Linked DNA regions of Homo sapiens: region 1 is linked to region 2. The links are chromatin contacts, found by Hi-C or POLR2A ChIA-PET in ENCODE. All regions are on one chromosome and are shown on one strand. Each heading gives the region's core, a stretch centred on a gene start or an enhancer-like site at or near the end of the contact. The rest is flanking DNA. Distances are from core to core; before and after follow the strand shown. Region 1 has its middle 29 kb from the start of TYRO3. Region 2 holds the start of RPAP1 (RNA polymerase II associated protein 1).

Region 1 (6,385 bases), core at 3,875-6,374, 42 kb before region 2:
CCCGGATTAAATGGTCCCAATTCACTAATGCCCAGTCTGAGGAGAGCCAGGAGGGACAGAGGTACTTTTCTGAAGTAGAGAGCTGTCTTTGACTTAGCAAATCCCTACAGAGTATAACACGGCAAGCATCAAATGCAATAGTTTGAGGTGAACTTGACTTGGTTACGTTAATAACTAGATGGTCAGCAATAGAGCGAGGAAAGAAGAAAAAGTAATAGAATAGATGAAAGAGAGTTAAATTCTTCTTAGCTTTAGTTTGGTAGGGTTTTCCCCTAGGACTATGGCCCATGACTCTGGAGTCCATCCTCTCTCTGCGGTGTGGACTGCGGTTTCAGTCGCGAGGAGCACTAAGTAAGGACCTTCCCAGGCTGGCTCAAGTTTTTCCTCTTTCCAGCTCTTAATGAGGACATGATCCCCAGGCTGATGTTGATGCACCGGGAACTCCAAGGGTGGCGCCTGTGCTAAAAAACCTTTAGTTTTAAGAGAAGAGAAAGTAGAAGATACATCAAGTATATAATTTGTAAGGAATTGATTGGGTCTTTTGTTTCAAAGGTAGGAATATCAGTAGTGGAGTGCAAATAAGGTAATCCATAGAGCATCTCATAAGGAGAAAGACCAATGTCTTTCCGTGGTGCAGTTCGAATTCTCAGCAGGGTATAGGAAGACACTTGGTCCACGGCAACCAAGTCTCTAAGACTGATTTGGTTAGGTGGTTCTTTTGCATCTGATTCATTCTTTCTACTCTCCCTGATGAGGGTGGGTGCCAGGGAATATTGTGTTCCCATCTAATGTCTAATGTTTGGGATAGCTTTTTAATAATGTGTGCGGTGAAATGAGTTCCATTGTCTGAGTCAATATTTTCTATTAGTCCAAACCTAGGTACTATATTTTCAATTAGGGCCTTAACTACATTATTGGCTGTCGCATTTGAAAAGGGATAGCTTCAACCCAGTGAGTGAGGTGGTCTACTACTACTAGTAAATATTTCAGACGACCTATTGGAGGCATTTCTGTGTAATCAACTTGGATACTTTGGAATGGCCTTAAGCCCGGATTCCTTCTCTTGAGAGGTAATCTTTTTATAGTATGTCTATTAGTTTTCTTACATACTAAGCAACTATCTGTAACCTGTTTGGCCAGGGTATAAATTCCTATACAACCATAAACCCTGAGAACTGCATCACACATGGCCTGAGGCCCCCAATGGGTCCCTTGATGTAGTTGGGATAAGACTTCCCTTATAAGGGGTTTAGACAACATTTCTCTCTGGTCTGGCAGTATCCACTTTCCTTCTGAATTCTCTTTAGCACCTATTTTTATTAGTTTCTCTCTTTCAGTGGAAGAAAAAATGGGGATTACAGTAGGAGGAGGCAGGTAGGGAGTTAAGTGAAAAATATGCATTTCAGAAGACACAGCAGCCTGCTTGGCTACCTGATCTGCTAGGTTATTTCCTCAACTTTCAAAAGAAAGGTTTTTCTGGTGTCCGGGAACACGGACAATAGCTATTTCTTCTGGCAACTGAAGATTATTCAATACTTGGGTGATCAGCTCCTTGTGAACAAGGTCTTGACCTTTACTACTAATGAGACCTCTTTCAGTCCAAATTTTCCCAAACATATGGGCCACTACACAGGCATACTTGGAATCTGTATAGATGGTTCCTTCCTGGTTCTGTAAGTACTTTAAGGCTTGGCTGAGTGCAAATAGCTCACATGTTTGAGCAGACCAATTGTTGGCAATTTTCCAGATTCTATTTCTATGAGAATTTCTCCATCAATCACTGAATACCCATTGTGTCTTTTTCCCTCAATCACCCCGGAGGAACTGTCTATGAATAAGTGCCGTCCAGTCCGGAAGGGGGTTTCTCCTAGGTCTGGTCGAACCTTTGTATGGTAATCAATTAAATCTAAACATGTGTGTTCCCTCCATAGATTTGGATTCCCTGTTAGGAAACCTGCTGGGTTGAGTGAATTATCAGAGGTCAATGTTAAATCATCCTTTTCTAACAGAACGGCCTCATACTTCAAGATTCTCGAGTCGGTAAGCCATCTCCCTGCTCTCTGGTTTAAGATAGTTCTAACTTGGTGAGGCGTGCTTACCGTCAATTTTCCTCCAAAGGTTAACTTCCTGCTTTCCTCGACCAGTATTGCCGCAGCCCCGATGGACTGGATGCATTGAGGCCATCCACAAGTGACTGGGTCCAACACCTTTGATAGGAAGGCTACGGGCTGCCGGCGGCCTCTGTGTTCTTGAGTCAGCACTCCTAAAACTACCGCACTGTCCACATTAACAAAAAGGTGGAATGGCTTTTCTAGGGAGGGTAAGGCAGTTATGAGCCTTTCCTTCAGCTTCTAGACTTGATCAGCTTCCTCAGAAGTCCACAGGAGATGGTTCGGCTTCTCCTGGGCAAGTTTTTAATATAACAGTTTACTGTGCAGTGCATGAGTCAATCCATAAGCGGCAGTATCTGACTAACCCTAAAAATTTCCTGAGTTCTTATTTAGTTTGAGGCAAGGGTAGGGACACCATTCCCTCGATTCATTCAGGCCCTATTCTTCGCTTGTCTGCACTTATTAAGTGGCCTAAATATTTAACTTCGGGCTCTACATACTGAAGCTTTCTTTTTGAGACTCATAGCCCCTCAAACTGCAGATAGCTAAGAATATGTGTAGAGAAGTCAGTTACCTTCTCTATATCTTCACCAGATATAAGAATGTCGTCTACGTACTGAAGAAGGCATATTTGTTCTAGTATGACAACTTTTTCTAGTACCTGTTCTAAAATTTGGCCAAAAAGATTAGGAGAGTCTATGAACCGTCGGAGCAAGACCGTCCATCTCGATATTGCTGTTTCCGCCCTGAGTGGCGATCCTCCCATTCAAAAGCAAATATATTTCGGCTATCTTCAGCCAGGGGACATGCCCAAAAAGCATCCTTCAAATCTATTATGGTAAACCATTGATGATTACATGGAATTTTGCTAAGAACCGTGTAAGCATTGGGGACAATGGGGTTGGTAGTCTGGACTATTTGGTTGATAGCTCTAAGGTCCTGTAGTAGCTGGTATGACCCATCTGATTTCTTGACTGGCAGTATTGGGGTGTTATAAGGGGACATACAGGGCTCGAGAAGCCCATCCTTAATAAGGTCTTTGATTATAGGTTTCAACCCTATCCTACCTTCTAGGGGAATAGGGATTGCTTCCTTCTTACTACTTCTCCTGGGGTTTTTAGCTTGATGTGGATCGGAGGGACTTGGAATTTCCCTCGGTTTCCTTTTTTGGACCAGACATTAGGATTAATATATTTTTCATCGGCAGTGGTGAGTAGATTTAATGAGGTGAGGAATCCTCTTGGGCTGACTTGTAGACCTATGCCCAACTTTAACATTAAATCCCTCCCCAGTAAATTAGTTCCTGCTTAGGGGATTAACAAGAACTGAATATAAGCTGAGCGATCAAAATTTATCAATTTATCAAAAAGGTTGTGATAAGTTGGTTCTGTCTAGGCAGGAGGCAAGGTGAACACCTTGGGCGGTTACATTACTGGAAAGGAGTCCCAGTCCAGATCCCAAGAGAGGGTTCCTGGATCTTGCAAAAGAGAATTCAGAGCGAGATCATAAAGTGAAAACAAGTTTATAAGGAAAGTAAAGGAATAAAAGAATGGCTACTCCATAGACAAAACAGCCCCAAGGGCTTCTGGTTGCCCATTTTTATGGTTAGTTCTTGATGATATGCTAAACACGGGGTGGATTATTCATGCCTCTCCTTTTTAGACCATATAGGGTAACTTCTGATGTTGCCATAGCATTTGTAAGCTGTCATGGTGCTGGTGGGAGTGTAGCAGTGAGGACGACCAGAGGTCACTCTCATCGCCATCTTGGTTTTGGTGGGTTTTAGCCGGTTTTTTTACTGCAACTTGTTTTATCAACAAGGTCTGGCCGGCGCAGTGGCTCATGCCTATAATCCCAGCACTTTGGGAGGCTGAGGCCGGAGGATCACCTGACGTCAGGGGTTCAAGACCAGCCTGGCCAACATGGTAAAACCCTGCCTCTACAAAAATACAAAAATTAGCCGGGCCTGATGGTGGATGCCTGTAATCCCAGCTACTCGGGAAGCTGAGGCGGGAGAATCTCTTGAACCCAGGAAGCAGAGGTTGCAGTGAGCCGAGATTGCGCCACTGCACTCCAGTCTGGGCAACTGAGTGACAGAGTGAGACTCCATCTCAAAAACAAACAAACAAAAAACAAGGTATTTATGACCTGTATCTCGTGCTGACCTCCTATCTCATCCTGTGATTAAGAATGCCTTAACTTACTGGGAATGCAGCCCAGCAGGTCTTACCTTTTTTTTTTTTTTTTTTTTTTTTTTTTAAGACAGAGTCTCCCTCTGTCACCCAGGCTGGAGTTCAGTGGCATGATTTCAGCTCACTACAACCTCCACCTTCCAGGTTCAAGAGATTCTCCTGCCTCAGCTTCCCGACTAGCTGGGACTACAGGCGTTCACCACCATGCCTGGCTAATTTTTGTATTTTTAGTAGAGACGGGGTTTCACCATATTGGCCAGGCTGGTCTTGAACTCTTGACCTCAGGTGATCCGCCCGCCTCGGCCTCCCAAAGTGCTGGGAGACCGAGACACAAGAATCGCTTGAACCAGGGAGGTGGAGGTTGCAGTGAGCCGACAGCCACTGCACTCTAGCCTGGGCGACAGAGCGAGACTCTGTCTCAAAAAAAAAGAAAAGAAAAGAAAAGAAATTTTAAATAGTTTAAGGATCACATGTATTGTTTTCATCCACGTTATATGTTGTTATATACATTTCATTTTAATAAAGGGTTATTTCTGTCAACCTTAAAAAATATATTGAGGGAAAGTTTGTTTGTTGAATGGTAATGATTACCAAACATTCTGTGGTTTTTGGCTTTAGGGATTCCCTCGGACTCTTCATCTTCGTTTTGCCCCGTAGGCATTTGCTGACTTTGTTGGCATGTGGCATCCCACAGCTCCCAGCCCCACCACTAGGGCCTTTTCCACTTCGGCCACGTGGCCCCACCCACCTAGCTCTCATCTCCCTTCCAGGGCGCTTACTGTCTGTAGAGCGTCTTAGCTTTCTTCTCTGTTTTTCCTTAGTTTTCTTGACAAACAGGCAACGCTTTCGTCGTTTCCAAGAGCGTGAGCCCCTAGGGCGTAAAAACGGGAGGCTCACGGTTCTTTGCTATTACTCTGGGCCAAGTCAATACTTGTGGAATTAACTTTTACCACCAGAGGAGGCAAACTCAAAGACAGCTTTAACGAAAGAAGCGCGGGCATTCCGCGACGATGGAGTGTTCTCGGGCACCCTTGGGAGGATGGATCCCGTAGACCCGGAGCTGCCGGGCTCCCGCTCCGTGCGCGTCTGTCCCCGTCCCTGCAGGGGCCCCGCGCCCACGGGCCGCCACCGCCTGCGCCCGCCGCGCTCCTCCCCGCGGCCTGCAGGGCGCCGGCTCTGTCCGCAGCTGGGGCCCTTCTGCGCCGCGGACAAAGGCGCTGGTGTCCCGCCGGCCAGGCCAAGCCTTTCCCTGCCCGCCGCCGAGCGGCCTCGGCCAAGCCCCGGCGGGGCAAACCGGCTCGTGACCGCGCGTGTGACGCCCGCGTGTGGCCCCGCTCTCGAGTGGGCCGCAGAGGTGAGGATTCGTCCCGCGGGCCCAGCCCGCCTAGCGCGAGCCTCTCTGGCCGGAGCCCGTGGGTAGAAATGCCTGGGGCACAGCTGCGTATCCCACCAGGTGCTTCTGGGCTCGCTCGAGCTAAGTCCAGGCACAGCCTTCTGATTTGGGGCTTGTGGGGTTTTAGAGGACCAAATGTAAAATTATTTTCTGCCTTTTAATGATCCAGAGGCTTCCCCAACCTGTCTGTGGCTTAGGGAGGGCCCAAAAGGCTTCTCTCCTTTGCTCTTGCTCTACCCTGGGGAAAAACTGAGGAATTTGGAGAAAAGGGGAGGAGTGTTCTCTAAGATTTACTGAACTTTGGCCAATTGTCAGGAACTCTTCTAGGCCCTTAGATACTTTTAGTTAATTCTAAAAAGGTCTCGTGAAGTAAATATTACCAGTGTTTTCCCCTGTGCGCCCTAGGCACGCACTCAATACTCTCACCAACCACCAAATCGCCAGTTATAAATTTTACTAGACCCCTCCTTTCCCTTACCCCCACACCCAATTAATGAATATTCATTGAGTGCCTACGAAGTGCGAAAGCGCTGAGGATACCATAATAAAAAAGACAGGTCCCTGTGTGCACACAACTTATATGGAGAGGAAAGGGAAGGGGGAGAGATAATTTTTTTTTCTTTTTTTTTTTATGGAGTCTCGCTCTGCAGGCCAGGCTGGAGTGCAGCGGCTCAGTCTCAGCTCACCGC
Region 2 (6,071 bases), core at 689-3,188:
CAGGCCAGGTGCAGTAGCTCATGCCTGTAATCCCAGCACTTTAGGAAGCTGACGTAGGTGGATCACCTGAGGTCAGGAGCTCGAGACCAGCCTGGCCAACATGGTGAAACCCCGTCTCTACTAAAAATACAAAAATTAGCTGGGCATGGTGGCGGGCGCCTGTAATCCCAGCTACTCGGGAGGCTGAGGCAGGAGAATCACTTGAACCCAGGAGGAGGTTGCAGTGTGCCGAGATCATGCTATTGCACTCCAGCCTGGGCGACAAGAGCAAGACTCCGTCTTAAAAAAAAAAAAAGAAAGAAAAAGAAAAACCTACTGAATCAGAAACTCAGAGGTTGAGGCCCAGCAATCTGTTTCGTTTTGTTTGAAACAGAGTCTGGCTCTGTGGCCCAATCTGGAGTGCAGTGGTTCCATCTTGGCTCACTGCAACCTCCGCTTCCCAGGTTCAAGTGATTCTCCTGGCTCAGCCTCTTGAGTAGCTGGGACTACAGATGGACACCACCATGCCCTGCTAATTTTTATATTTTTAGTAGAGATGGGGTTTCACCATGTTGGTCAGGCTGGTCTCGAACTCCTGACCTTAGGTGATCTGCCAGCTTCAGCCTCCCAAAGTACTGGGATTATAGGCATGTGCCACTGTGCCTGGCCCCAGCAATCTGGTTTAACAAGACTTCCAGTTGATTCTGGTGCCTGTTAAAGTTGGAAAGCCACTGGACTAACATTGGCTGCCCCATGATGTCCTTTGGTCTAGAAATGATTTACTTAAGGTCCTACTATGTGCATGGCAACACGTTGGGTGCTCAGTATTTAGATGCAAAGTACAAGGTCTGGTGCCCACAAGGAACTGACAGTCTATTCAAGGGAACAGGACATAAGCCTGTGAAAAGGTAACCGGTGACAGTTGGTAGTTGGCAGTGTGTTCTTAGCATACCACACAACTGGTGCAGGCGGTGAGATTCCAGGTGAATCCAAGGAAAGTTTGGTGAGTAGGCGTGGCTGGCAGAGGTTTTAGAGTTGACGCCAGCTAGGCCTTAAAGAGTTATCCTTTGGAGACAGGGGTGGCAGGGAAAAGAGGGAGGATTTCCAAGAAGGGAGAGTGGGATGAACAAAGGCAAGATTCTGGAGAAGATGATAACCTTGCTAGCAAGGAAGCTTTATTCCCTCTCTTCTCACCACCACTATTTCTGCAGTGCACACTGGCAGTGTTCTTTCCTTGGGCCTTTTTCATGGTTACCTTCTAGCTCTTCCATAAACACATTCGTCACGTTGGGGTGTGTGTGTGTGTCCACGTTTCTGTGTGCTGCCGTGGGCGTGGGTGCTGGGATGTGGGATGTGGTAACACTGGCTGGTGAGTGCAGAGGGACGTCTGAGGAACGCTGTGTCCCTGCCAGGGGTGTCGTAAGTGCAGAAGGGGCTGTGCCTGCTGTACATCAGAAGCATGTGTGGGCCAGGCGCGGTGGCACATCCTGTAATCACAGCACTTTGGGGGGCCGAGGCGGGCGGATTACCTAAGGTCGGGAGTTCGAGACCAGCTTGGCCAACATGGTGAAACCCCGTCTCTACTAAAAATACAAAAATTAGCCAGACGTGGTGGCGGGCACCTGTAATCCCAGCTACTCGGGAGGCTGAGGCACAAGAATCGCTTGAGCCCGGGAGGCGGAGGTTGCAGTGAGCCGAGATTGCGCCACAGCACTCCAGCCTGTGCGACAGAGCAAGACTCTGTCTCAAAAAAAAAAAAAAAAAAAAAGGATGTGTGTTCTGGGTGATGGTATAGAGCTTACGTGGGGGTAATAAACCGCCAGCCGCGCAGCACCGCGCTCACCAGTCCGCTGCACTGAACAAGCAAAGCCCAGAATGCTCCGAGATAAGACCGGGAGAGGCGGGGCTGGGCTGCGGGGCGGAAGCTGGAATCTGGCGGCGGCGGAAACGCGATCTCTGCGGGGCAAGATGGCGGCGCCCAGACAGGCCTGGAGCACGTAGGTGGCGGGGCTGGAGGGACGGATTTCAGGTGATCTGGGAGGAGGACCCAGGGTAGCGTGTCCAGTTTCTTTGCTGGAACCTGCCTGCGGGCCTTTGGTCTGTAAGGGAGCAACTGTGGCCTCCTCTGTGCATAGATCTCGGGCACGGCCCTTCAACGGGCGGCGAAAGCTGCGACTCGATGATTCCTCATTGTAGAGTTGGGTGGTCCAGGAGGCTTAACTGGAGCCCTTGACCTGAGCGGTAAGGGCAGTCACGCGTCCCGACTCGGGATTGGATCCTGGCTCTGGAGGATAGGCTGCAATGTAAGAGCCCCAGAGACTCCTCAGAGGCCAACATAAACCCAGAGGTCCATTGTTAGGACTACTTTTTTTTACGAGTTACTCTTTAGGCATTACTCTTTAGGATTACAGGCGTGAGCCACCGCGCCCGGCCAACCCATTCTTATTCTATTAATAACTGAAAATGTTATCACTTCTAGCACTGATTGGTTCTGGACAAATCTGCGCTGGATTTGTGGGGAAACACACTGGTGGCTTTACTTAGGACTAAAATAATTGTTACTGAGGTTTATTTATATAAGTAACAGGCACTGGGCTAGGCGTTTTGCGTGTATAGTCATTTAAATCCTCACACATTTCCTATTATATAGGACCTGTTACTCACATTTTACAGTTGTGGAAATGGGACTTAAGACAGCATAGAGGCCGCGCACGGTGGCTCACGCCTGTAATCCCAGCACTTTGGGAGGCCGAGGCGGGCGGGTCACCTGAGATCAGGAGTTCGAGACCAGTCTGGCCAACATGGTGAAACCCCGTCTGTACTAAAAAAATACAAAAAATTAGCCGGGCGTGGTGGCAGGCGCCTGTAATCCCAGCTACTCGGGAGCCTGAGGCAGGAGAATCACTTGAACCCAGGAGGCGGAGGTTGCAGTGTGCCGAGATCGTGCTATTGCACTCCAGCCTGGGCAACAAGAGGGAGAATCTGTCTCAAAAAAAAAAAAAAAAAAAAAAAAAGGACAGCATTGATAATTTGCCTAATTTCGCACATTTAGTGCATTTAGTAAGTAGCGGAACTGGTATTTGACTTCTGGCCTATTGATTCCAAAACTGGTGCCCATAACCCCCTGGCTCTCTTTGTGATGTAGGTATGGCGCACCCTATGAAGTGAGCTGGACTTTGCTTTTGGATCACATGAATCCATGGATAAGTAGGAATTGTTTCTGCTTATGTAGACTCTTATAGGAGTGAATTGTTACCATACTATGGATTCTCAGTTCATCTAGTTCAGCCTTCCTTAGGGCCTTTGGGTAGGCATTGGGGTAGGAGACTTTTTCCTTGTTTGTTGGTCAGACTGCCCAACAATTAGATATGGTTATCTGCCCTTTGGCTATATAAATAATAAGAATCATAACTGGCGTTTGTGTCCTTTCATGTATGAGACTCTGTTCTAATCTTCTTACATATATATAATTAATTCAGGAGGTAGGTACAGTTATCTTCATGTTACAGATGAGGAAACAAGCACAGTAACTTCAGTAAAATACCTTGCTTAAGCTTACACAGTTAGTAAATGGCAGAGCCTGGATTTGAACACAGGCAGTCCATTTTCATACTGTTTACCTCCCATCCAGGAAAAGGCACATCTGTATACTTCGCTGTTGTCATGCTACAAATAGTAATTAATACAAGTTCTATGCCAAATTTAAGATGAAATTTTGTAGACAGGTCTTTGCTCACTTCATCCACTTCCTTCAGTTCTCTACTTATCTAAGTTTTCTCTTTCAATATTGACCTCTATTTTTAACCTTTAGGGATTTTTCCCACCTCTGAAATCGTGTAGCACTGATCTTCTATGCAATTAATTTCATCACTGGGATGTACTGCCTTGTAAATTTATATGTGTGTTTACCATATTCTCTCACCCCAACTTTGGGTACATCATTGACCAAAGGAAGACCTTTACAATCTTGGAGACATCATTTAAACTGTAAACCTTTGGAATTTCTAGACTTGTGTGGGCAAAGAGAGATAATGAAGTGGGAAATTATTAAAAGACCCAGCATTTCGGCATGGTCTCTGTCTCCCCAGTAAGCCCCTTGAACCCAGGGACTGGATTTTACTCCCATTTCTTTATATTTACAGCCCCTTGTACACCGCTCAGCCCAGAGTAAACTCTCAAAAAATTTTTTGATAATGTTCTTAAGGTCACACCGTCATGTGATTGTTTCACCATTTCTACCCCTTTAGCCTGCCCCCAACCCCTGTGTTGGGAGGTGTTTCCAAGGCTGGCTTAGTTATTAGATCTGATCCTGCTTAGAAGTAGATGAAGAAAAAGTAAGGAAATGTGTCATTCAGCACTTTTTTTTTGAGACAGAGTCTCATGCTCTGTCCCCCAGGCTGGAGTGCAGTGGCACGATCTTGGCTCATTGCAACCTCCACTTCCCGGGTTCACGCCATTCTCCTGCCTCAGCCTCCCCAGTAGCTGGGACTACAGGCGCGTGCTACCACACCCAGCTAATTTTTTGTATTTTTAGTAGAGACGGCATTTCACCGTGTTAGCCAGGATGGTCTCGATCTTCTGACCTCGTGATCTGCCTGCCTTGGCCTCCCAAAGTGCTGGGATTACAGGCGTGAGCCAGCACACCCGGCCTTCATTCAGCACTATTGTTAGTTCCAGCTATCTAGCTTGTCTACCTCTCCATCTCATCCTCCTTCAACTTTTAGGAGGTGGTCAACTTCATCATGTTCTCCCATGTACCATATTTATTCCCTGCTTTTTTTTTTTTTTTTTTCAAGATGGAGTCTAGCTCTGTCACCCAAGCTGGAGGGCAGTGGTGTAATCTTGGCTCACTGCAACCTCCACCTCCTGGGTTCAAACCGTTCTCCTGCCTCAGCCTCCCAAGTAGCTGGGAGTACAGGCACATGCCACCACGCCTGCCTAATTTTTTTGTATTTTTAGTAGAGATGGGGTTTCACCATGTTGGCCAAGCTGGTCTTGAACTCCTGACCTCAGATGATCCACCCACCTCAGCCTCAAAGTGCTGGGATTACAGGTGTGAGCCACTGCGCCCGGCCCTATTCCCTGCTTCTATACCTTTGCCCAGCTCTCCCTTCTGGCTGGAGGCCTATCTTATCCTTCAAGGTCTGGTTCAGTGGTTTTCAACTGGGGGTGATTTTTTTCTGAGGTGACATTTGGCAATGTCTGCAGACATTTTTACTTGTCACAACTAGGGGAGGAGGTTTGATGATGACGTCTAGTGGGTAAAAGCCAGGAATGCCGCTAAACATCCTACAGTGCGCAGGACAGCTTCCCACAGCAAAGAATTACCCAGCTATAAAGATCAATAGTCCCTATTGAGAAACCTTAGTGTAGTTGCAGCCTTTGCTCTTCAGGAGATTCTTTATAGTTCTTCCCCATCTGCCTCACTATTCCAGACTTCCAGGACACCCAGGCACCACACAGCAGTAGGCAGTAGAACATAGTGGGTAAGAGCATGGACTGACTGGGATTGAATCCTAATCCTAGCACACACTTACACTGAGACCTTGAGCAAATACTTAACTTCTCAGCACTATTCTTTTCTCAGCTGTAAAATTTGAATAATAGTAGTAACTGGCCCGTTGCAGTGGCTCACGCCTGTAATCCCAGCACTTTGGGAGGCAGAGGCGGGCAGATCACCTGAGGTCGGGAGTTCGAGACCAGCCTGACCAACATGGAGAAACCCAGTCTCTACTAAAAATACAAAATTAGCTGGGCGTGGTGGCACATGCCTATAATCCCAGCTACTAGGGAGACTGAGGCAGGAGAATCGCTTGAACCTGGGAGGCGGAGGTTGCAGTGAGCCGAGATCGTGCCATTGCACTCCAGCCTGGGCAACAAGAGTGAAACTCCATCTCAAAAAAAAAAAAAATAGTAGTAACCTACCTCCTAGGCTGTTATGAGGATTAAATGAATGAATATGGAAAAAGTGCTTAGAGAACAGTATGTGGTGCATACTAAGTGCTCAATAAGTGTTAGATATAACAATATTTTTATTATTATCAGCATCTAGCTCAGGGGTTCCAAAACTAGCCAGCCAGCTTGCAGATATC

What was found. Hi-C counts contacts between places; a loop is a spot of excess contacts on that map. ChIA-PET counts read pairs that join two places held with the same protein, here RNA polymerase II (POLR2A). Pooled maps may share reads with other maps.
Region 1: a map of endothelial cell of umbilical vein shows a loop between it and region 2 (7-fold over the local background). The contact joins the enhancer-like site here to the promoter of RPAP1 in region 2. A Hi-C loop is called at or near these places in 14 of 168 maps with a recorded cell type or tissue (CD4-positive, alpha-beta memory T cell, CD8-positive, alpha-beta T cell, Caco-2 and 11 more), 3 of 37 single-sample maps with no recorded cell type and 24 of 50 pooled maps. POLR2A ChIA-PET finds 5 or more read pairs at or near these places in 19 of 52 experiments (A549, AG04449, B cell and 14 more).

Annotation. Positions count from the first base shown.
Region 1 is chr15:41,584,575-41,590,959 of GRCh38, reverse strand. No RefSeq gene overlaps it. Among named protein-coding and RNA genes, the nearest start is that of TYRO3, 29 kb to the right of the region's middle. RefSeq lists a silencer at 5,382-5,491. Within about 2 kb of position 5,124, at least 22 of the 41 ENCODE cell types and tissues checked have a DNase peak (open chromatin) inside an H3K27ac peak, as active enhancers do; they include PC-3, Panc1, ascending aorta and 2 more, where a contact is called at or near this core.
Region 2 is chr15:41,540,124-41,546,194 of GRCh38, reverse strand. It overlaps RPAP1 (RNA polymerase II associated protein 1), which reads left to right and starts at 1,938. Exons shown (of 25, transcript NM_015540.4): 1 at 1,938-1,976. RefSeq lists enhancers at 1,794-2,183, 2,117-2,698 and a silencer at 3,178-3,378.